Linked DNA regions of Homo sapiens: region 2 is linked to region 1. Evidence: chromatin loops called from intact Hi-C (ENCODE). Cell type or tissue: GM12878. All regions are shown on one strand. Links, peaks and the distances in the headings refer to the core of each region. The heading gives the core; the rest is flanking DNA. Region 1 overlaps LOC105377960 (a long non-coding RNA gene). Region 2 overlaps LOC124901385 (a long non-coding RNA gene).

Region 1 (12,620 bases), core at 2,108-10,107:
CATAGAGGATTTTGGAGGTCACTATAGAACTCTTAAGAAATTGAAATGTTCAAGGCTGTGATGAAGAATTGAACCGTAATATATTATCTTTGTGCATATTCAAACAGAGCAATCTAGGAGACCAACAAATTCATAAAAATGTAAATCAAAGTCTATGATGTAGGATTCTCTACTATAAGAGCACCTACATTTTAAGAAACTTTATTCATTTATAAATGAACATTCTGAATTTTAATATATACTCAAGTTTTAGACACTGAGTTGGCTTGACAAAGGAATTCAGCTACTCCACAACCCTGATCTGCCAGCCATAGGCATTTAACAGAGTTTCAGGCCCTTAAAGGGTTTCAAAGTAGCGTAAACATTTAGCACAAAATAGCACCTATGCTGCCATCAATATCTTAGGGGTGCACAGAGCCGCTGATCTTAGGCCTAGAGTTTCACAAGTCTAGCAATAATTTTCATAGAAATAAGGACTCGAACAGTCTAGTCCCTACCTAGACTCTAGGTAACTCCTGAGAATTGAGGTTCAACAGTTGATTCTAGAGTCATGAAGACAGGAGTGCCTCCCAAAAAACTGAAGTTCAGCTCATCCACCAGAGTATCTTGGGTTTCTCCAATCATACTTGCTTGGAAGTTTATTATAATCAACAAATATTTGTGGGAAAAAATGTTGTGAACAACGCATATGTTTGACACTGTAAAAGATTCCAAGAATTGCATATATTGGCATGATTATTTTCAAATATTTCTTACAATTACAACTTTTCATCATTAAGAAAATACTAAAGAAAGGAAAATGTTATTTCATGTTAGTTATTACAGTGAGCAATGGTTCTAACATATATTTTATATTCAGGTTAACTTTTTAACTCATTTAAATATTTAATTAAATACCTAATTGCACAGAATATTGTATCAAATTTTGTACAAGTTGAATTTAATGACCATCCTCTATGAATTGGTCATCTCAAAATACTCTGCAGCAGATCACATTATTAAGTTCTCAGGGGGCCGGGCGCGGTGGCTCATGCCTGTAATCCCAGCACTTTTGAGAGGAGGAGGCGGGCGGATCACGAGGTCAGGAGATTGAGACCATCCAGGCTAACATGGTGAAACACCGTCTCTACTAAAAATACAAAAAAATTAGCCGGGCGTGGTGGCGGGCGCCTGTAGTCCCCGCTACTCAGGAAGCTGAGGCAGGAGAATGGTGTGAACCCGGGGGGCGGAGCTTGCAGTGAGCCGAGATCACACCACTGCACTTCAACCTGGGTGATAGAGACTCCGTCTCAAAAAAAAAAAAGTTCCCAGGGACACTGTCTATATTCTCACTTTTCATATATGTGTGGAAAATATATATGTAAATAAAATTACACTTTCTTTACCATTTATCCATTGACAGACACAGGTTGGTTTCATATCTTGGCTATTATGAAAAATGCTTTAATGAATATGGGAATGCATATATCTCTTAGAGATACTGAATTCATTTCCTTTGGATATATACCCAGCAGAGAAATTGAGGGATCCTTTGGTAGTTCAATTTTTAATTTTTTGAGGAAGTTTCAAACTTCTGTAATGGCTGTACCAATTTATATTCCCACCAACAGTGTACAAGGGGTCCCCACCCTCACCAACACTTACCTCATAAGGCACTATTATGAACAATTATGTGCCAACAAATTGCAAAACCTAAAAGGAATGGACATATTCCTAGAAACATACAATCTACCAAGACTGAATTAACAAAAATAAAAGCCGGAACAGACCAATAATGAATAAGGAGTAATAAAAAAACCTTCCAGCAAAGAATAGCTCAGGACCAGAAGCCTTCACAGCTGAACTCCATTCAAGGAGGAGCTAATACCATTCCTTCTTAAACTCTTCCAGGAAAAAGTAGATGAAATACTTCCAAACTAATTTTATGAGGCCAGCATTACTCTTATACCAAAGCTAGACAAGGACACTATAGGAAAGGAAAACTAAAGGTCAAAATCTCCCATGAACATAGATGCAAAAATTTTCAATAAAATACCAGCAGACTGAATTCAGCAACATTTTACAACAGTTCTTTTTTCTTCATGATCTCACCCACACTTGCTATTGCCTGTCTTTTTGATAATAGCCTTCCTAACATGTCAGATTGAGCAGGGTTGGGCAGCCAGTCAATATTACTCTGAGTTCTCAAGAAATTGAATTTTAAAACATAAATCAAAAAAGTAGACTGACATCTATTTCTGGAGAATATTATAATTTGCAAAACTCATAAAATGAAACATCTTTTCTATGACTATTGCCTTAAGTCAGAGTGATAGTTTTTTCCTTAAATTTTCACGATGTCCTAAATTTAAAATTATATTTCCACATGTAGCTTGAGGTTACCGTATTGGACAACACAGATTGGAATGAATTACTTCCTAGATTCATTTACTTTGGAGATAAGATTTTCACAATGGTTTGGAATATTTTTTACAGTTCAATTTATGTAGTTGCTCTTCATAGCTATCCAAATCCCTTAATTGCATATCATTCAGGATAAATTTTCTCCAGTTGGTGAGAACATTCTTAATCCCTGCTAGTGAATCAGTGACACCAGAACATTATGGTATAAAATTAGTAAATGTGTAGAAAAAACTAAGATACTTCTAGACCTCACAGAAGTATCCACTTAGTGGCTTAGCACAAGAGTATGGACCTAAAGATCCTGATTAGTTTCTAAGTGCCACCATTATGTAATGTACAAATTATTTTCCTCCTGGGCCTTAGCTTTTCCATCTTTAAATGCCAAATTTCTGCCATAAAATGATTTTCTAAAAATATGAGAATAAAGGTATGAGAAAAGTGTGATAAATACTTTGAGTCATGGCTTAATAATAATAATTATAATAAGAAGAATTATCAGCAATATTTACCAAACTGCTCATATTTGAATAGAAAATATTATTTCTAGTACAAAAAATAAGGTTAGGCAATCAAGTGTTGTGCATATATAGGCACGTTGTAATGTCACCCGATATTAGAGATTAGTTGATTACAACTTCCTTATTGATGCATTTCTTTGCTCTGAGGTTTTGTGTTTTAACCAAAAATCATTTAACCATAGTATGTAAAATGAGAATATAAAATAAAGGAAACATTTATACTGAAGGTTTTTTTTCTTGGAATTATTTCTAGCCAAAAATGTATACCTCATATGAAAAACCTTTAGTTGCCAGAGTAATATTCATTGGAATTTAATCATTTACTTGAAGACAAAGGGGAATAAAACTTTTCCAGTAAAAAATAGTTTAAATTATTTTAATCAGAAACTAAATACCTTAAAACAGTGACTCTTTAAAATGTAAAAAATTAGACATGATTTAGTTTTAAGTCAGTCAACTCTACCATGGGAATAGCTTTATTGTGGAAAATTTAACTCAGAAAGACTGGAAAGTATAAAACACTTGTTTGAGAATAATTTTGTACTTTAGGACACATTTTTGGCTGTCACTACTTGCAGAAGAGGCATTACTGGAATTTAGTGAATAAAGACTAGGGAGACTGCTAAACATCCTGCAAAGCATAGCTTAGCTCAGCTCCTCACAACAAATAACTATGTGGCCCAAAATGTCAATAATACAACTGTTAAGAATCCCTGCATGAAATAAAATTGGTGTATTCTTTCATCTCCTTTTTTCACACCTGTCTATTTCTTGCTCTCGCTAGACTCTCAAGGTCTCTCTCTCTCTCTCTGTTTTTTTTCTCATTCTTTCTTTCTCCAGTGAAACCTCTTTAATGAAGGCTCATTCATATTGTTGATGGCAAAGGACAGCTCCTTGTAATTAGAAATGAGACACGAAATCCTCAGAAATAAGAAATTCAATCAAGAAAGAGTATAGTACAAGTTGCATCAGCAATATAAAAAAATAATTTGAATCAGCAATACTACTTTTAAAGATAATTTAAATTGCCATAGTGATGAATTGAAGCATACTAAGATAAAATATTTCATGAACTTTAAGAAAGTTAGTCTTAGAGGCTGTAAACAGGAATGCCAACAAGTGTCAGTGAGCAGAGGGGACTGTACATTTGTCTAACACTTTTAAGTGTTTCTTCATTTTTTTCAATTAACCTTTGTGAGAAAACTACTGGATTTCAATTGCTCACATTCCTTTGTCTTCTGTCATTTGTAACCAAAAGTATGAAAACTATAATTTCCTTTTTATTTATGATTTCATAAGATTATTCTCCTGACTTTAACATGTTATTTTTCATTTTGCAATGTGGTAAATGAATGAAATTCATCCAACATTTTGAAAGAAATTACACAAAGTATGATAATTTTGGCCATCACATTTTATAAATTTATTTTACTCATTTAAATTCTGTTCATTATCTTTTCCTTTGGACTTAATTGTTCTCTATAGAAAATTTCTCTTAAATTTGACTTCTCATTCATTTACTGCATTAATTAATTGAAGACAAGGGTATAAGAAAATGAGAAAGTCGCATTATTGAATTAATTGAATGAGGAAGTTGAGATATGAAATAATGAAAGGAAAGTGAAACGTATTTCCACAATCAATTGATCATTTTATAAAATTCCCTCCTAAAATTGTCTCATTCTTCTTATTAATTACTTTATTTACTTCTGCCACATATCCTTCCATTGTTTCTTGTCTGATCCAAACACAGGAGGTTGAATTTCTCTGTTCTCTACTTCTGCAGTATTCTCACAGGTGCAGGCAGAGCCATATCTACTGTCTTATTTCCTGAGCCTTATGACCTTTCACATAGGTTTGAGTAGAGGTCAGATTTCCACATTAGTAAAAGATGGGATTTGCAAGGAATTGATTGGCATTCAGAACTCACAGACTGAGCAGGGCATCCCAAAGTCAAACACCTACAAGGGCCAAGACAATTTTCCAGGAAGGGCAGGTGTAAGTATTCAGGTAAGTGGAAAGGACTGGAAAATGAACAGGTTAAGGCCCATGTGAAAAGAAACCAGCTGCTACTTAAAGCACAGTGTTAAATTAAATTTAGTCTAAAGCTGCCTCCTTACATATTTTGAGCTAATTCTAAAGGTTTCTCTATACATAGTGAACCGTAGCCTAAATGGTTGTGTAAACAGGCTGTTACTCTTGTAGCAATCACTGAGTTTCAGACAATCAAAGGTGGCCAACTGTTCAAAGCAAGTTCAAATAAGGCAAATGGCAAACTGTAACCAATCCAGCTGTTTCTGTTTCTCACTTCCATTTTTTGTATGTCACTTTCCTTTTCCTGTCCATAAATCTTCAACCACTCAGCACTGCCAGAGTCTCTCTGAATCTATTCTGGTTTGGGAGGCTACCTTATTCATGAATCGTTCTATGCTCAATTAAACTCTGTCAAATTTAATTTGTCTAAAGTTTTTCTTTTAACAGCAGTGTCACCAACTATTCTGTTCTTTCAAAAGAAGCCAGAAAACTTATTTTCATATAAAATTTCATTATTTTTAAATGTTTGCAAAATTTAAAATCTCTGTAGACCAAACAAAACTGGTCTTCATGCCAAATGAGTTTTGTAAACCTCCTGTTTCTAACTGTTGACCTAAGCAGACACATTTGTTTATGTTAGGCTGTGTAAACAGAGAAGCAGCTGTCAAAGTTCTGTTAAAATAGTATTAGTAGGTTCCTTCATTCTACCATAAAGACACATGCACATTTTTGTTCATCACAGCACTATGCACAATAGCAAAGTCATGAAATCAACACTAAGGCTCATCAACAATAGACTATGTAAAGAAAATGTGGTACATACATATCACGGAATACTACACAGCCATAAAAAAGAACAAGATCATGTCCTAAGCGAACTAATGCAGGAAGAGGAAACCAAATACCTGCGTTCTCACTTATGAGTGGGAGCTAAACATTGATACACATATTAGGTAGTATGCTTATTACCTGGGTGATAAAATAATCTGTAAACCAACCCTGTGGCATGCAATTCACCTAGTAACAAATAGTATGTGGTACATACATATCACGGAATACTACACAGCCATAAAAAAGAACAAGATCATGTCCTAAGCGAACTAATGCAGGAAGAGGAAACCAAATACCTGCGTTCTCACTTATGAGTGGGAGCTAAACATTGATACACATATTAGGTAGTATGCTTATTACCTGGGTGATAAAATAATCTGTAAACCAACCCTGTGGCATGCAAATTCACCTAGTAACATTTGAACCTAAAATAAAAGTTTAAAAAACAGTAGTAATAAAAATATAGTAGGTTCTTGGGAGAGAGAGCTTAAATGCTCCTACCGTCTCTACTTCTAAATATACTTTAATGTTAAGTGAAAACTTGTGGTTAAGAATTTTTAGGTTTTCACTGGAAAAGTTTTTCTCTTTCTAGATATCACATTCTTTTTTTTTCCTCTCTTAACTGTTCTTTCTGTCACATTTAGGAGACTTTGGAACCACCAAACTTGCTAATTTTGATTATATCTGTATTTAATTCATAGAAAACTTAATAAATGTTCATTTTTAAACAGTATTTCATATTTCAACATGTACATTAAATATGATGGAATTAGTATGATCTTAGGGTTTTCCAGAGAAATTGAACCAACTGGGTATGTGTAGGCGTAAGAGAATATTTATTATGGGAATTGGCTCATGAGATTATGGAGGCTGAGAAGTTCCATCAGATGCCATCTGTGAGCCGGAGAACCAGGAAAGCCAGTGGTGTAATTCAGTCCAAATCTGAGAACCTGAGAACCAGGGGAGCCAATAGTGTAAGTCTTGGTCCAAGGCTGAGGGCCCTGCAGGTTGTGGGTGTTTGGGGGACACACTGGTTTGAGTCCCGGACTCGAACCAGGAGCTTCAGTGTCCACAGGCAGGAGAAGATGCATGTTTCAGCTTCAGAAAAGAGATGAAAATTTGTCCTTTCTCCACCTTTTTGCTCTACTCAGGCCTTCAACAGATGAATAGATCTTCTTTACCCAATCTACTGATTCAAATGCCAATCTCTTCCTAAAACATCCTCACAAACATACCCAAAACTGTTTTACCACCTATCTAGAAATTCCTTAACCTACTCAGTTGACACACAAATTTAACCATTATAAGTATGTTTTAAATGAACACTTCTTATTTTTTAATTTTTCATTTGTACAAGTATATAGTAGGTATAAATGATTATGGAGTATTTGAGATATTTTGATACAGGCATGCAATGAATAATAATCACATCAGGAAAAATGGAGTATCCATCAACTCAAGCATTTACTCTTTTTTTGTGTTGCAAGTAATCCAATTATATTCTTTTAGCTATTTTAAAATGTACAGTAAATTACTGTTGACTGTAGTTACCCTGCTGTGCTATCAAATACTAGATCTTATTTATTCTAAGTATATTTTTGTAACCATTAACCATCTCCATTCTATTTTTTATATATACAATATATAATGGTATATATTTTTAGTGCATATTGCATTCTCTTTGCTCAATATTTCTGCTTTTCAGATTACTAAATTTTGTTTGCTTATTTGAAAGAACCATATTTTATTCAATTTTCTTCTTTAGGTTTATTTTGTTAGCATGCATTTCAATCCTGATGTACAAAATATTTGAGCTCTACAAAAGTTATCCAATTATTAAAACTTAATGAAGAGATGACATTTAAAAGGATATTATAATAACTATTTTACAAAACAAATAATGAATTTCTGTTTAATTCTTTGTATAAAGGATTCTGTAAATGTTACATTTGTTCAAAGCAAATATTCATCTCTCTGACATCTTTCTTTAGACTATAATTTTTAAAAGACACAGAAGTTGTCTTATATCACTGAATTATTCAGAATTTCTTGCCTATAGTGTACGTACTAATATCCAAAGTCATTCCAAAAGTATCTGATCATGTTCATTCACACACACACACACACACACACACACACACATTTTCCTACTCAATCTCAGGGCAGCATTGAAAATTTCCTGGAGCAAAGATCTATTTCTGTTTGCTTATTTTAGATAATTACTGTAGCTAAAAATTATTTTCAGGGGGCATCTATAGCTAAGCCGCATTAGCAGGGGGCAAAGTTGGTGGTTCTCTTTGAATATATTCTACTGTCAAGACTTAATTTCTTTTCTCAGGACTGACATTTAATATATGATTGACCTTTACCTCGAATTCTAAAATTGTCAATTTTCTTTGTGGTAGCCTCCAATAAGGAAATTAATCAAAAGTTTAGGAAAATAAATGAGTTATTTAACTTTTGTCACCCAGTTAGTACTAAAAGTGACATGAAAAAATTCTTTTTACTGCCAAAAATTACAGTATATGTGGTTTCTTTTTGTCTATTTTGGTATTCCTCTCACACTGCCCTAATTATCTTCAACTTCTTCAAAACACTGACTTTCATATTAGCCAGCTGAGTCACTCACATAAGCACTAATAGTATAGATTTAATTATCAGTTGAAAACTTTCTTTGGATAACCTACTCTGAAATCTCACTCTTTGACTGTGCCTCCTAATGTTTTATGTAAATTTCTACTGAGTCATATCTTTATCTCTACCAAAATGGAGATCTTTAGTTGTCCAAGTCCTACCATATTCCTCTCCATCTCCTAAATCTGGCATCACCTCTCTCTTTTTCAAGTCATTGTTTTACAACCAGTCATTCAATATAAACTTTACTATTATTTTGTCAATCTAATAGTCTTTTATAATTCCAGTTATGGAAATTTGTTTTATCTTATTATTATGGGCTTTCTGGAGGATGTCACAAAACAATGATGAATGAGCCTAGGTACTATTGACCTGTGCTTATCTTCAAACTCAGTTAAACTCTCATTTTTGCCTGACCATCCTGTTATTCATATTTTTTCATTGATTCTTTATCAATAGCTGTAACACTTTTGTAATATCAATTGGAAACAGTCCATTCATTCATTCCCATATCCTTTTTCTAAGCTCACTTAATATTTTCACTGTCTTAATCTTGTCCTCAACAAACCTGCAATCTTACTTAGATTAGCCCACCTTTTATTTCATTGCTTTTAATGATAGAAATGTCTTTCCTTTTACCAAAGGAAAAAGGCCAATATTTCATATCTTCTTTGAAGCCCCATCCCCTTGACTCTTCTCAGAACTTTGTTTCTTTAATTTTTCCTCTTTTTTTCTTCTCTTCTTTGGCAATCATATCAGTATACCAGAATTTTCTGGTGTGTTCAGCCACTGTATAAAAAAGAGGTAAAAGAAAACATAATACAGCAAAACATCCAATTTCTCACTATCTCTAACTATTTGCTTATATTCCTGAACTCTCCTAAAGCCAACTTGCTCAGAAGATTGGTCTGCACAGGCTATCTTCAATTGTTGTTTCCAGTTACACACTTTGATCCAACACAATCTTAACTATTTTCCTACTACTCCATTAAAAATGTTTCTGTTAAGGTTGCCAATATTTTTAATGATGTTTCTGTCCTCACCTTACTCAATTTCTTACCAAGTCAGCCACACTCATATTCTTAAAACTCTCTTCTCTCATGGCTTCCAAGACTCTAACATCCCCCACTTTTCCCCCTTACTTCACTGATTGTTGGGATTCACTCAGGATGGTGGCAGAAATATTAAAGGGAAACATTAGGGAAAGTTATAGGGAATAGTCACAAACCTTTTTTACATAGCTTGTAATAATTGAACAGGCTGAAGGCAGCTGGTCCCTACCTTAGAGCATTAGGTCATAGGGTAAATACTAGGGACAATAGAGGCTTCCCCAGTTAAGTCTGTTTACCCTACTTCCATTAACTAACCTTTGAGCCAGATGGCCCTCTTGAGTGGGAGGGGGGGCTGGGGGGCAGGTCGACCAGGGATGTTGCCGCCTAATGGTATTTACTCTAAACCACGGTACCTGAGCTTTATTCATTTGTAGAACTATTCTCTTAACCATGTTAATTATCCACAAGTGTGTTAACTCAGAGCATCCGTTGTTAATTGTATACTAAATAAATGCCTGGAGTGCAAACTGCTCAAGGCCAGCCACAGTGACAAACCTTTCTTGGTGGGCAGGCGGTTGGACACTCAGCAGGACTGGCAAAACAGAATATCTGTGTGTCAGTGTATGTTTTATTCATCCATCATTTGGGTCAGGGTCTGCGGGCAGACCCCCGCAGCTAATGCCTTCTTGTGAGGAGCAATACCTCAACTGATCCTCTTCAAGAGTCTCATTTGCTGTCTTCTTTACCTGCACTCTCCTTCTACAGATTGGAGCCATTTGTGGTTTAAACTTGGACCCTCTTCTCTATATAAACTGTTTCCATGAAGTTTTTTATCCCACTCAGAAATAGTAGTCAACTTATACATGTGGTTTTGAAACAAACACATTGCGTATTTGAGTAAACTAATATATGTCCTACAATCAACATGTCTTTTAAGTTTTTGGTCTTCACAATGCTTCAGTTTAAAAGACTCCAGGAAATAAAAACTGAAAATTTTAGTCACTAATTAAATAAATTGAATGGTTTCTTGGTCTCTTCATTGTAAGCATTCATAACAGAACTATGATTCAAAATGACAAGAAATAGAGTATGCATATATTCTTAAATAAGAACTCTACCCACCTGCCTAGTCTTCTATTTGAGTTCTTTATATATTTTTTTGTGGTCAGCAGAATGTACACATTCAGGACTTTTTGCAGTCTTCTTGAAAATGTCTACTTCAATAAAGTGTTTGAGTATTAAAAAACTAAATATTTCCTGCCAAGTAAAAGTGTAACAAACATTTCTGTAAGAGAAAGTTAAGGAAATGAAAGTCTACAAATTCTGATTTCTCTACAAGTCAAATGAAGCCATGAACCTTAAACATGACGTGCACTTTCTATTCTCTGTTTCTCACAAAAGAAAATTCTCATCCATCATTCCTTTGAATAAATAGCATTTCTTCCTAATTATGTCTTTTAGATATTTTTTGAATCCTGTTTGGTTGTGTTAAATTTTCGCACTTTTTCTTAGAACTTTCTAAATCTCTCTTTTGTATTTCTCATATCTTTAAATATCTGAGATCAATAATGGAAAATTCTTCAACTATATTATCTATTCACTCTCTTTTTACTTGTCTGTAAGTGTGTTTAACCCATTTATTTCATTTTTAATTTGAATGTTTATGTATAAATATATATAATTATATATAAATCAAATTTTATATGTATATATATACACACACACATATATACATATATATCTCCTTGGTTTGCTTTTTATAATCTTTTGTTGTTGACATATATTTTCAAGATTTTTGAAAATGTATTTTTAATATAGTTAATACAAAAATGTATTTTTTCAATATATTCCAACTTTGATGATTCAAATTTTTTGGAGCCTTTTTTAATCTAACAAGGCTAATTATTGTGTTAGCTAATGCTCACACATGGTGACTTGTTTTCTTTTATTGTGCAATATTTTAAAAAATCTGTGACCCACTAAGTTTTTTTTGGTACTTTAACTCTGAAAATTATTTGTGGCTTATTTATTATTTACTTGATTTCTTACATCTTAGAATATTTGCATTTGCTTTTGCCAATTCCCTGTGGGAAATATCAATCCAGGACAACTTAAAACAAAATTTTCAACTTTAGCTGTTTGTACCACTAAGGTACTTGAGTTCAATCATTAAAATTATTTGAGAACTTGTTTATGTAAATTGTGTAGGGAAATGTTTTTCTTATTTCTATTCTTGTTTAATATCAAAACAGGCAAGTTTCCTTCTTTATGAGCCATTCAGTTCTCAATTACGCTAACACTGAAGAACAGAAATGTTAGAGTGAATTACCTTACCAAAATATCATAATAATTAAGAGATAAATCCTAATTAATTAAGTGTTTTTTTTGGCACAAAGCTAGAGAAATTAAAAATAGACCAGAATGGCAGTTCTGTATAAATAGAACTTGATGCAGGAAACAAATGGCCTTTCAAATTACAGGGTAAATGATTTTCCACCTTCCATTGAATATGTAGTGATGGAAAATAGGTTACCTATAGAGAAAAAAATTAAATACCTACTTTACTCCATATAGAGATAAAAATTTTAATTGAGTATGATTTACTTACGAAAATGACCCATTTAATGTTTGAGAAACCATACACATCCATAGTGCCGTGTAATTCAGAAGATCATTTGTAATTGCATGAAATTAACTCACAACAAAGGAAAATAGGTTGAGGCTTAAATGGTGTATATACATTTTACATTTCTCAAAAATTCCAATTACCAGCTATAGTATCAAAAGTATGCTCAAATAGCTTAAGCTTCCAACTACTTTTTCCCCATTTCGTGGTTGTTACTGGTAAGCGCTCCTAGGTTCTTGTCTGTGCCTGTCTGACTGCTCAAATGCAAAATTTCTGATAGTACAGCAGCAGTGATTGAGCAGATGACTAAAAGGAGTATTCAGAAATACTTGCAGTGGCGTTTCAGCTCTGAAATTGATTTCTAAGTTAGATATAAAGGCATATACTGGTGGAAACTTTGTGAAGTCAGCCTCTGTTTGAGACTAATTTCTCAGTATAAAATGTATATTATTGGATTTTACTTGAATTTTTTAAACCAAAAGAAGAAGGCTTTTTTTTTTTTTTTTTTTTTTTTTGAGGGAG
Region 2 (12,620 bases), core at 2,439-10,438, 840 kb before region 1:
CCACATTATGGTGGAGAGGGATGGATCCCTGGCAGGCAACACAAGGATGTTTACCCTACAGTGTGTGGGTGCCAAGCCTCTTGTGCTGCAGAGTTCCAACTGTTCACTATCAATTTTGATCTTGGCTTAAAGAAGGACCACCCTCTGTCTGCTACTTGCAGACAAAAATGAACCGCTTACCACTGCTGCACGTCATCAGCCAGCAGATGCTAACACTCTCTGTAACAGGATAACAGGAATGCATCATAAAAATAATTTAATGTACTAACTAGCTTTGGAAAATAGCTGATTATTTGATTTTCTATATTGTGATTTATTAAAGAAACAAGCAAACAAGACAATTCTCCTTTCCAGAGGGAAGTAAAATGGATACAGTTACCACATTGAGTATCTGTTATACTTAAAAAAATCAAACCTGAAAGAATATTAATGGTCATGATTACATACAGTTGGACATAAATCTTAGGTATTGAGGGCTTCTTGAATGCTAAAATATGTGGTATGACATCCCTCTTTTGGAGGAAGCTGGGCACTAAGAAATGTGCTATGTTTTTGGCAGGAAGTCACTGGCTCCATCACTGAGTGGTTCTTTGGTCCCAGCTGCAGGTTGATTGATGGCATCACATCGAAGAACACTCTGGGGGGAGCTGTTTATCCCCATCTTCCATCTGGAGCTGCTGGGATAGAGTTCACTGTGATGATGGCTACTGAATGAGCTGCACTGGCAGGACCTCTGTGACAAGGAAGGATTGCGGCTAGGGAGCCAGGCCCGAATCAAAGGATGTCAAGGAAATGAATGGAGCTAAGCAGGAAACAGCCAACTCTTCTCAAACATGATGGGGCAGCAATTCAAAAAGAAAGATGGTGCACAGCTTTTAAAACTACAAAATGGGAGAATATTATGTTCCTTTGTTCTTTCACTTACAGAGGTTACTTTATAGATATGTGTTTCAGATCAAATAAACATGCTGCTAACAACTGAAATATAATGACTCTGTTGACTGCTATGTACCGTTTAAAATATGTTTAATCACATTAGATTATAAGCCTCTTTTAGGGAAGGTATCCAATATTTATCTGGGCACATCAATAACCAGTACAAGAGAAGCATTCTTGATCCACAGGTCCTCTAGGAATCTGCAGTTACTATGTGTTTAGAAAATGGCAGAACAGAAAAGTCGCGCACACACGTGCAGACACACACACACACACACACACACACACACACACACACACACTCCCTTTTAATGGGGGACAGTATAGAAAAGTCCATAAACATAACACAGAAAAGCACCTGCAAAGAATGGACAAATGTAAGCATGCATCCCACCAACCACAGACATAGCTGGAATAAGTGCCAAGTACTGCAGGGGTAGGAGGCTTCATGAGAAGTGAGGGCATGTCTGGGATCACAGCCAGTGACAGAGTGTCTAGAAAACCTCTGTGGAAGAGAGTTGTAGGCAGATCTTGAAGGGAGACATGTAATTTTCTGGGATTTTTTGTTTGTTTGTTTGTTTTTTGTTTTTACTCTGCTGCTTATGGTGATGAATTACCACTTTGGCAGTGTAGTTTTGTGCAATGTTATTGTAAAGCTTTTATTATTTATAATAAAATCCATTTCAAAAACTACACTAATAGTTATACAGCATGAGATGCAAAATATCCCAGAGATAAAAATGGAAGAGTTCTCTAAGAAGGGTGACTATTCAGGCTAGTTTCTGAGTTGGGTTAGAACTGGGGCCATTCTGGCTGGTGGGTTAAAATTTGTGAGCATTATTTGTAATTTGACAGAAAGGATAACTGCAGTGATGAGATAAAAGGATCATTGAGGAAGGTGAAGTTAGCTGTTTTATTGCTTCAGGAGGTTTGACGGAGGGAAAAGTGAAATAGAGAGAACACACATGAGGCATCTGCACACCTTGTTTCTAACATAAGCAAGGAAAAGACCAACCTGAGAGAATATATTTATTAGTCAACATAATTCTGTCATGAACGTCTTGTTCATTTTGCTGTATGGAGTTCACAGATTGATTCTGTGACTCTCACTTTTCTGGTTATGGGTAGGTATTATTACTACACTACCCTGTTTTTACACACAGTTAATATAATGTTTTTATTTTTGGCAATAAAATCTATTTATTAAACTACGCTGACTAGATTAAAAAGGTGCTTTTTGGAATCAGAATTGCATTGTGTATTCTTTTGCTTTATAGACAATATTTATTTAAGGTCTGAGCTGACAGACACTGAGATTCTTATTAACTGAGGCAAACACCAAAGGCTTGGAATGATTAACACTTGGAATCAGGAGAAAGCACTAACTAGGCACCTAATTTGTGCCCACTGCTTTATATTTGCTTTTTCTTTAATGTCCCCACAACAATAGGGATTAAAATGATATAAGGATATAGGGACTAAAATAGATTAAACAACTTGCTCAAAGTTATGTAGTTAATGAAAGAATGAACAGGGATTTGAACTCAGCTCTAAGCGGGATCCCACTGTCTTAGTTCATTTAGCATTGCTATACAGAAATATCTGAGGCTGAGTAATTTATAAAGACAAGTGGTTTATGTGGCTCACAGTTCTGCAGGCTATACATGAAGCATGGTGCTGACATCTGTTCAGCTTCTGGTGAGGACCTCAGGCGGCTTCTGCTCATGGGGGAAAGCAAAGTGTGTGTGAAGATCACACGGCAAAAGAGGAAGCGAGAGAGAAGTGAGGTGCCAGGCTTTTTTTTCACCAACTAGCTCTTGCAGCAACTAATAGAGTGAAAGTCACTCTTGTGCCACACCCAGGGAGGACATTAATCTATTAATGAAGGATCTGCCTCCATGACCCAAACACCACCCACTAGGCCCCACCTCCAACATTAGGGATCCAATTTCAGCATGAGATTTTGAAGGGACACACACCCAAACAGTATCACCCATCCTTTTTTCATTACTCAGTTTTGCTTAGATTTTCATGGAGCTGATTATCTAGATGTCAAGTTGCTCAATTTTTTGACGTCCTATCAGCTTTGTGTTAGCAACCCATCCCAGGGAAAATAAAAAAAACGTGAAGCATAAAATTTATCAATCTTTTTACTTAGTATAGCTCTTATAAAAAGTTTTGCTGAAGAAGAAATTGAATCAAATGCCAAAAATTAGAAGCCTCATTAATAACTATGATTTTAATTTTTAAAATTCTCCCTCTGATGTAGAGCATTGGGACTCAAAAGCAGGTGTCATTGTGTAAAACCTGTGCATCAAAAGTCAACATATTAAGGGAATGGCATTTTAAAAATTCTGTCTTATGCTATTGTAAACTGTGATTGGCACAGTTTTATAAACCACATATATTAATTTATTAAATATTCTAAAGTATTTAGTTCACATTACAATGTTTTTTTAAAAAGAAATTTTCTTTATTAAATGAGCTGCTGTCCCAGTTAACAATTAACTTCTGGAAAATATTTTAAAATATCATTTTAAGTCGAGAAGACCACTGCCATTAATGGATAAGTTTAATTTGGGGTCTATGTAGTCTTTTGGGGGTCAGGTATTTTGGGCTGAATTTCACACCTCAAAATACATGTTCATGTTCTCAGCCTTGGCACCTGCTCATGCCTTTATTTGGAAATAGGGTTTTTACACATGTAATCAAATTAAGATGAGGCCACACTGGATTAGGGTGGGCCTTAATCTAATGACTGATGTTCTTATCAGGAAAGGGAAATTTGGACAAAGACACACTTAGAGGAGAATGCCATATGAAGATGATGACAGAAATTAGATGATGGGTCTCCAGGCCAAGGGATGTCAAGAATTGCCAGCAACCACCAGAAGCTATAAGAGAAGCATGGAACAGATTCTCCCTGAAAGCTTCAAGTAGAACCCAATCCTGTTGACATCATGATTTAAGACTTCTAGCCCTAGAAGTGTGAGAGAATACATTTCTGTTATTTCATGCCACCCAGCATGTGGTACTTTGTTCTGGCAGCCCTAGGAAACAAATACCAATACAAAAAATAATCAACCACAGAAAGTACATCTTTCTCTTCTAGTGGGAATTTCTTTTCTTCCAGGTTACACGTTTTCCCTGTGGATACTGATAGACTCCTAAAAGACAACAACTGAACAATATATGTATATTCCTTAAAAAAATTTTTTTGAAGGCAAACATTTTCAAGTATAAAGTCACATCAAATTTCATGGTTCTGAGTCTAACTGGAATACATTTTTATTTAGTAATGGCAAAGAAAGATTTCTGGTTCAAGATCAAAGGATTTGAACAATTCCTATAGATTCTTGGGCTTCCAATGACATCTTCACAATAATATGCAGCAGATGTGCTGCTGTTATGAACCAATGTGTCATCATCCTATCTCCGAGAAAAAAAAAAAACAAAAAAAACACAGGACTGTGTTTGGGAAAGGGGGGATGGGCAAGGACTAGCAAGGAGACACACTCATTTTGAAAAGTTTCTGGGTGCCTGCACTAAACTAGCTTCACTCTCATTTTGTCACTAATAACTGGGAGAAAAACCCTTTCACTTTAATATTTGTTAAAGAAAAAACTACTAGATAAAACTCAAGATACCTATTAAAAAGGAGAAACTCATCAAACATTAAAAAAAATACCAATTGGGTACTATACACTTGGTGCTTTTGCATAAGTAAGTGATCTTGTAAATCCTTTAGTACACTCTGAGGTAAAACAATCACGGATTATTTCCCCTATATTTTTCAGCCAAGGAAACAGCATCAAGGATGATTTTTTTTTACTCCATCAACGCCACACAACTTGTCATTTGCAGAGTTATGATCCAAACCTCTAAATCAAGTCTTCTGACTCAAGAGGAATAACCAGTTGCCTCTCATGCTAAACTGCACTGCACTAACAGTGGGCAGAACTTCTGCCCACTAATCTGGAATATGAAATATATTATGAAACACATCCAGGTTAAAATAAAACTCAGTAAAAGGGATGCAAAAATTGTTTCCTTCTTGGGAACGAGAAAATTGATATTGAAGAGTCAAATCCGGTTTTGGTAATTCAGACATCTATTTGTATTAAGTTGACCAATTTACAAAAAAATAGTTTTGAAATCCTGAACCTATATTCACTAAGAAAAGTAGAAATGACGACAGACATTTAAAATGAACAGACATGCAGTGGGTTTTGATATTAATCTGCAGTTTTTACTTGGGAAGGGGCTGCCGATAATGCTTCATTCATGCTGATAGCTTTGTAGCTGGTCCTGTGGGATCCTGCACAGTGTGCCCCAGAGAAATCTCGTTCTGAGAGTGTGGTCTGCGCTGCTCCAGAACGCTTTGCTAAATATCTGCGTTAAGTTTTTCAATGGCCCAAACTATAGACAATTAAGTTCTGGGTCTTAACCCATTGACTCCCACAATGATGGCATAATATTGGACTTGCTCATGGATCATGTCGCAAATTGTGTAGGAACATGTTCACAAATGGCCTTCAATCCGCTATCTGAGATAGAACTATTTATAGACCCTTATTTCTTTTTAGCTTGTTGGTGTATTCTCTAATCTACCGACCAAAGAAAACTCATCTGGAATTTTTGCTGTAGCAAAGATGTATTGACAAAGGAAAGATATCTTCCTTTTATTCTTTCTCTTTCTTATGCAGCCTTTTTGATTTAGCGGTGTTTATAACAAACTTTTCCTTGCTTTTACTTTAAATGTGTCTCTGCAGGAGGGATACTTCTGGTCATGGCAGTCAAGTTGTATTGTCAAAACCATCTCTGGGGACTCTGAGTGGGTCGTTACAGCTGAGGAGGAGTCTTCTTTTGCCATTCTGAGGTCAGTTTGCTTTTGTATATTTTTTATGATTCTAAGTTCATCTTAGATACTCAATTTCTGCTTTTTAATTCAGTCTTCATTGAGAACATATTAACCATTAAGTTATGTTTTTCTTATGAAATGTGCAAATTCTCAAAATGCCATATATTATAATTGAGGATAAAGTGGAAACTAAGAGCAATTTTTTCCTCCTCAAAATTACAGCATGGAGACTACCCACTAGAGGGTGTCATTGAGCTATTATGGTATGAAATGACCTGCTCCCACAGAGGGTTTGTTTCCTGGCAATTTTGCATCTTGAGTGGATAATGTGGATTGTCTAGTGGGTAAGGGAGAAAGCAGTGATGCTTCACAGATTCCTAAGGTTCTATGTGTCCAAATGGATAAAAAGAAAGAAAGAATATGTATGTATATAAATTTGATAAACACAACATAAATCGTTGCTCACAAACAGGCACACATAAGTACACCTTAAAACAAAACTCCACAATGACCTAAAGATTACTGCCTTTAGCAGAAATATTATTTTTTTCCAGCATTCAATAAAGTGAAGACCTATAGTGCTGCTTTTGGTCACACAGATTAGTGTGTTTTTTTAACCGGAAGATTCATGGGACAAAACATTTCCCTTAGCTTTACTGGGTTTTACTTGCCATTACCCCTGAATATGAGATTGGGCTAAACATTCCAATCTAGATGAACCACAGTGTAAAATCAGATCAACACCCACAGGACTCCAAGATACCTACAAGCATTACCATTTGCTCTTTAAATGTTCACATTTAAGATGCTGGTTTGTTATTCTTTTGATCTTTGGGGGTTGTTAACTTTATAATATTTCAGCGTGTCAATACAATTTTGTAGTTGCTAGCCTGAGCCCTTTTAAATATTTTAGCATGCATCTTTTCATTAGGTTTTCAAATAAAATCAAATCAGTGGTGTCCTTCTTAATGTTGAAAGACTGTCATTAAAAAATAATCCAAGTTCTTTTACCTTTGTTTATAAAGGTTATTTTCAAATTCTTTATCAATTAAATTTTCTAATGTTCCATTTCCGTATTGTCCATTTCTTGGCTTGAGCTGTCATAGCAAATTAATTAATGGCACAGTCTTTCTGATTGGTTATTGTACATTTTATTTAAGAAACTCAGAAGTATTTAATTGGCCTGGAATGTGGCCATTTGAATCAAGCTGTTCAGGTGCATGCCTTTGCTTGTTCCTACTTTCACCATGAAGAGACATCTATTAAATACCAAGTTTGACCTTAGAGAAAATAGTGAAATTGATGTCCCTCAATTATCCCTTCAGTTAGTTTCAAGTGTTTAGAATTTTCCTATCTTCCCTGGCTTTCAAGGAACTCTCTTTTATAATTCCTTTCTCTTAAATCCTCTTAACTATTACCACTCACAGGTTAGTAATAGTTTTAATTAACTTCTTATTGAAGATTACTTAAAATAATGTTCTCTCTTGTCTATGGCTTTAGTTACCATATATATTCTGATTAGTCTTATATATACCAATTCAATATACCAGTTCAGTGATTCTCAAATATTTTTTTCTTAGTAACTCTTTACACTTCTAAAAACTATTGAGAACACATCAAGAGTTTTTAATTATGTGGTCATATCTATTGATACTTATTGCATTAAATATAGAAAGGTTCTAGAACATTTACTAATTAATTTAAAAGATCCACTACTTATCCATTAAAGTAATAGATCCATTACTTACCAATGTAAAAGTACTAATATTACCTACTAACATAAGTAATATGTTTTTAATGAAAAATAACTATGTTCCCAAACTAAAAAAATTAGTGACAAAAATGACACTGTTTTGCATTTTTGCAACTCTCTTATGCCTGGCTTTATAGAAGACAGGTAGATTCTCATCTGCCTCTGCATTCAATCTGTTGTGATATTCTGTTTTGGTTGAAGTATATAAAGACAATTTGGCCTCACACAGATATATAGTTGGTAAGAGAGGTGTATTAGTCTTTTCATGTGACTATGAATATTCTTCTTTGATACTATACCAAATATCAATGAGGTAGTTTCAAAAAAAGCAATTGCAAGGTAGAATCCAAAACTGTAGTAAATAACTTCTCATACTTTATTGCATTAAAATCCACTGGTCTACCTTGCACTTTGAATGGATCTTTTACCCAGGCATGATATTACAACATCGCGTATTTGTTATTTGGAAAAATATTGATTTCTTGGGTTACACATTTTCCAAATGTTGATAGTTTTTATTATACAACATCAAAACAAACCAACCAATCACATTTGAAACATCATCGCCTATCTTCTCAGGAAAGCCTTAAAGTGTTTGAAAGCTGCCAGGCTCCCAGTAGTAGATGCTACTGCCTATACGTGTGCTAAGGCACCAGTAGTATTATCCACCATTGTTTTCACATCGTCAGTGCAAATACCAACAGAACAAAAAAAGGCAAATATGTTCACGTCTTAGTGATGTTATTTAAATAGTTTTGACCTCATGAGTTTCTCAAAAGGGTATCAGGGAATACTCCCGGTCTGTGCACCACACTTTAAAAAGTCCTGTACTAATTAAAAACCTTTCTTGAACCCTAGATCAATATATTCAGTGGTCTACTAGGTGTGCTATAGGCACTGTCAACTCAAGAATCTTGACTGGATAATAGTCACATTTCTTTCCTTCCTCCAAGCTGCTTCTCTTTCGTATTTCATCTCAGACACCTTCATTTTCTAAGCCACTCAAGTCAGAAACCTGTGAGTCACTCCTGAGTTTTATTTACCCTTGACCTCTTTTGACTAATTACTAAGTTCAATCTCTTAAATATACTTCTTCCTGCCCAGCTTTGTCAAGATTGAGTTCAAGTTCAGTATCTCCGACAACTGCCTGTAACTAGTCTTCCCCATCACTCCCTTGCCCAAATCTCCCTCTTTTATTCACAATGCACATGCCTTCTAGATTTAGTTTATAAAGAACAATTCTAGATAATGCAAAAGTAGAATTAGAGCCTCTATGACATACAGCCCTGGCCTCATTTCCTTCCTCTGTCACTTCTCCAGCTGAGTGACCTTGGCAAGTCGCTCAGGCTGTCTGTGCTAGAGTATCTTCATTGTAAAATAATTTTTAATTAAAAAATATTTACTGCATTTGGCTGTAAATATAGACGGATCACGCAGCCTGGCATTTAGCAAGTTCTTAATATATGTTTATCATTGTTTTTGGTCAATTATCTCCCTGCAAACCCTCACCATTTTATTATAAGCATTAGCTGATGTGTTAGAATTATTGTCTTTAACTTATTCTTCATTTTATTCTCAGGGCATATCAGAATATCTGAAACATAGTTAATACTTAATGAAACATAGTTGAATACAGAAAAGATATGGATTATCTATAAATGCAGACTTTCTTAGTTTTATTACTGTTCACATTTCTAAGTCATGTGTCTTAATTCTTGAAGATTCTACTAATTATCAGGCAAAAATATACCATAATAGTTTAACATATATTGCCCTAAAAGAATTAGTTTGTGAACATGTTGCCCTCAGTTGGCAACATATCTAAGACCATTAGAAAAAAACACGTTTCTTCTGATGTCCTAAAAGAGCAGCAGTTTTAACTTACCTGTGGGTAAAATTGATGAACAGTGAGGAAATTCCCCAAAATTCCTAAAAGTATTCACAGTATTCTGTGAATGTCACCTATGCATTTTTTTGGTGGTGGGGTTATGGAGAGGATCTATGTCTTTTATCAGATTCTCAAAAGAGGTCTGTGACCCAGACAAGCAACAACCACCGTTATAGAAGATGTCAGGGAATATAGGACCAGGTTCCAGATTGCCTAGGGAACATAGTACTATAATACCAGATTGTCAGGTTCCATGACAGATTCAGTCAGATGTATTTTCCAGTGGGGAAGATTTTTAGAACATGCCAAATCACACAATAAAGGCAATTGTCCCAGACTTAGGATTGAACTTTCAAAATAAATTATCTGAAGTCCATGACCTTAAACCCAAGTACCTGACCCCTGCACAAGAGCCAATAAATAACATCATTAACTCACAGTGCCGACTATATTCATGTTTCTTCCATGTCCCTTTGGGCTTGTCGCCCGCTCTGCTGTGGCTTACACAGAGCCTGTGATGATCACAGCCCTGGGTTTAGTTTCTTTGGTGTAAATCTCCTGAATTTTTCTTTCATTTTTTACATGTTCTCAATGTGGTGTCTTTTATTTTTTATTTTTAGAATAGAAATCCAAATAGCTCTAAAAACAGAACATCGTGGCTTCTCTTTTTTAAAAAGCCCGAGCAGAGAAAAAAGCCATTCTTTGACCTTATGACATCTTTTGAAAACATGTTTGTTACTAGAATTTTTTATCATGCTCCCTTTGAACTTTAAATTGACTATATGGAGATTTTAACTAAAACTCAGTAAAATATTGGAAGATTCACTTGGATGAAGTATAGTGTCTAAATATAAGATCATAGCCAGACAGTACAGGAATAGGTAAAGGAACAGGTAAAGAAAGGAAGTGAGGGGAATGCCAGAACTATCCAGAATAGAAGTTTTAACTGGCTTTTTTTGATCTGAAATTCCGCATGTTATTTTTGTAAGTACGAGACAATGTTAGGGTCTGGGATTCAGTCCCCTCTTTATAGGCCACCATACATCCCCAACTGTCCAGGAAAATCTCATTTTACACCCATTGCCCAAGAATCTTACTAGTTCCTCTTTCACTCTCAGAAGTATCTCAGTTTGGGCAACAAATTATATGGACCTGCTCTTTGCCACTAACAATGTTATACGTGAGTCCATTAATGCCTCTGGAATTAGGTAAATATACAGTACTGATTAAAATCAAAGAAGCAAAGTGAGCTATTCAGATGGCCAGGCATTATGCTCTTTTTATAGAAGGATAAACTCATAGCCTATGGGAAAAGGCCACATATTGTGTTGCTGGAAAGATTCAATATTATATCTGCAACATGAAGCATGCCTGTGTAGAATAATCTGACCTCATCATTCAGTGTATTCTTGGTGGACAGCCCGTAGCTCAGTGGTCTGTGCAAAGGATAATGATCAAGATCTTATCAGTAGAAAATGGAGAAATGCCTCAAAGGATACTACGGTCATTTTTTCACCCTGTGATTTTTTTTTATTACTCCATGTGTGCAAGTTTGCCTAATTAACCCACAAGGGCTGAACCTGTGATAAGTGAGTGGGACCACAGATGACACCTGATGCTTGGGGCCATCTGATTGATAAGAAATGTGTTTTAATCTGAATTCCTGACTGATCATTTTTTCCATTTTTAGCTTTCACAATAAAAAGTAGAACTCTCTTTTTAAATTTATCAAAATGGAAGTACAGCCAAACACTTTAAAGATAATATGTCTTTGAATAATGCTGTGAAAGAAGTTAATGAAAACAGCAGTCTTTGTCTAGTTTGATACCTTCTCTCCAACCCTTACTGGTCCTTAATGAATTCTGGTCCTCTCCCTCTTCTCCATTTATGGTTTCAAAGAGACACATGTTGGGCTTTTCTCTCTCTCAATTGCTTACTTATTAAAATCTTCTGGTGTATGTGTGACCTATATTTGTGAATGTCCTTAGATCATGTCTCACTGTGATGACACTCATCCTTCAGCCACATGAGTCAGGCATATGGGTGAGTAAGAAGGTTGTGGTTACTGCTTTGCTGGAAACACTTTCTTAGACTCACTTTATTTTTTTGCCATGAAACTAGAAACAAAATTGATACTTCATTTCAAAGAAACTCTACCTACCTCTCAGAATTTTCACTGCAAGTTTTCTTTCTTTCTTCCTTTTTTGAAGAGAGAAATATCTTCCCACTCTTTGTTTTCTTTTTTTAACTTCACTGTCACTGGAGTTCACATACATTGAAATTTAAGTTCTTTGCAATAATCTTAGTCACTGACTGTTTTCAGAAACAAACTACTTTTTGACACAGAGCTTCTGGTTATAGGAACAAGATTTTTAAAATAAATAACTTTAAAAATTGCTTGACTTAAATGTGTTTTAAGCAGATTTCATACTGTTTTCATGATAGATACTTTGTTTTCTTGAGTTATTCTGTCCATACTTCACAGTCTATGAATAGCTAGAATATATTTCTTTCCTTTCTTCTGCTTTTGTTCCACTTATTCATCTTAGTCCGTAATGGCTATAAAACCTGTGATTTAGCATTTTTCACGTATCCAAAAGTGTTTCAGGAATAGAAGGAGTAGAAGAAAAGAATAAATAAACGTGGGAAATATGGAGTGATACTAATTAACATGTGTTGCTTTAATGAAGGGCTGGCTAATGCACACTGAGAAACTCTAAGAAGTGGGGATTATTGCACAGTATTCCCTAGTATATTTGCTCGTGGGAATAGTATCCACTGGACATTTCTTTGGCTTTAAATATTTCATGGGAGCAGTGGCCCATGGAAGAGATTTAAGGAAGTGCTATTCTTGTCCTATTGAATGAAGACAGGTGTGGTTGCACATGTATGAATACCTCTGCAAGTATCAACATGCGGCAATGTGTGTCCATGAATGTGTATGTCTATCTGCGATTAAGGCCTGGCTGCGGGAGGCACTATTCTATCAACACTCTATCTGTATGTATGGATTGATGCCTGCATGGGGGATGTGCTGTGTCCGGAATTCGTGGGTCGGTCTCACTGACTTCAAGAATGAAGCCGCAGACCCTCGCGGTGAGTGTTACAGTTCTTAAAGGCGGCGTGTCCAGTCCAGAGTTTGTTCCTTCTGATGCTCCAATGTGTTTGGAGTTTCTTCCTTC

The links. Hi-C counts contacts between places; a loop is a spot of excess contacts. Peaks named below come from ENCODE experiments on the same cell type or tissue, not always from the same donor. Only the 100,000 strongest peaks of a DNase experiment are listed, where the experiment ranks them.
Region 2: it touches region 1 in a loop (2.4-fold over the local background); 1 of 110 quality-filtered maps calls a loop at or near these places.

What each region holds. Positions count from the first base shown.
Region 1 is chr6:115,051,580-115,064,199 of GRCh38, reverse strand. It overlaps LOC105377960 (a long non-coding RNA gene), which reads right to left. Exons shown (of 3, transcript XR_942905.1): 3 at 10,720-10,757. Among named protein-coding and RNA genes, the nearest start is that of LNCPOIR, 510 kb to the right of the region's middle. In GM12878, for the core only: no CTCF peak of the experiment used is centred there; a DNase peak (open chromatin) is centred at 5,132.
Region 2 is chr6:115,890,159-115,902,778 of GRCh38, reverse strand. LOC124901385 (a long non-coding RNA gene) reads left to right here. Exons shown (of 2, transcript XR_007059720.1): 2 at 560-984. Among named protein-coding and RNA genes, the nearest start is that of FRK, 160 kb to the left of the region's middle. In GM12878, for the core only: a CTCF peak has its summit at 6,036 (motif pointing right); no DNase peak of the experiment used is centred there; H3K27ac peaks cover 868 bases.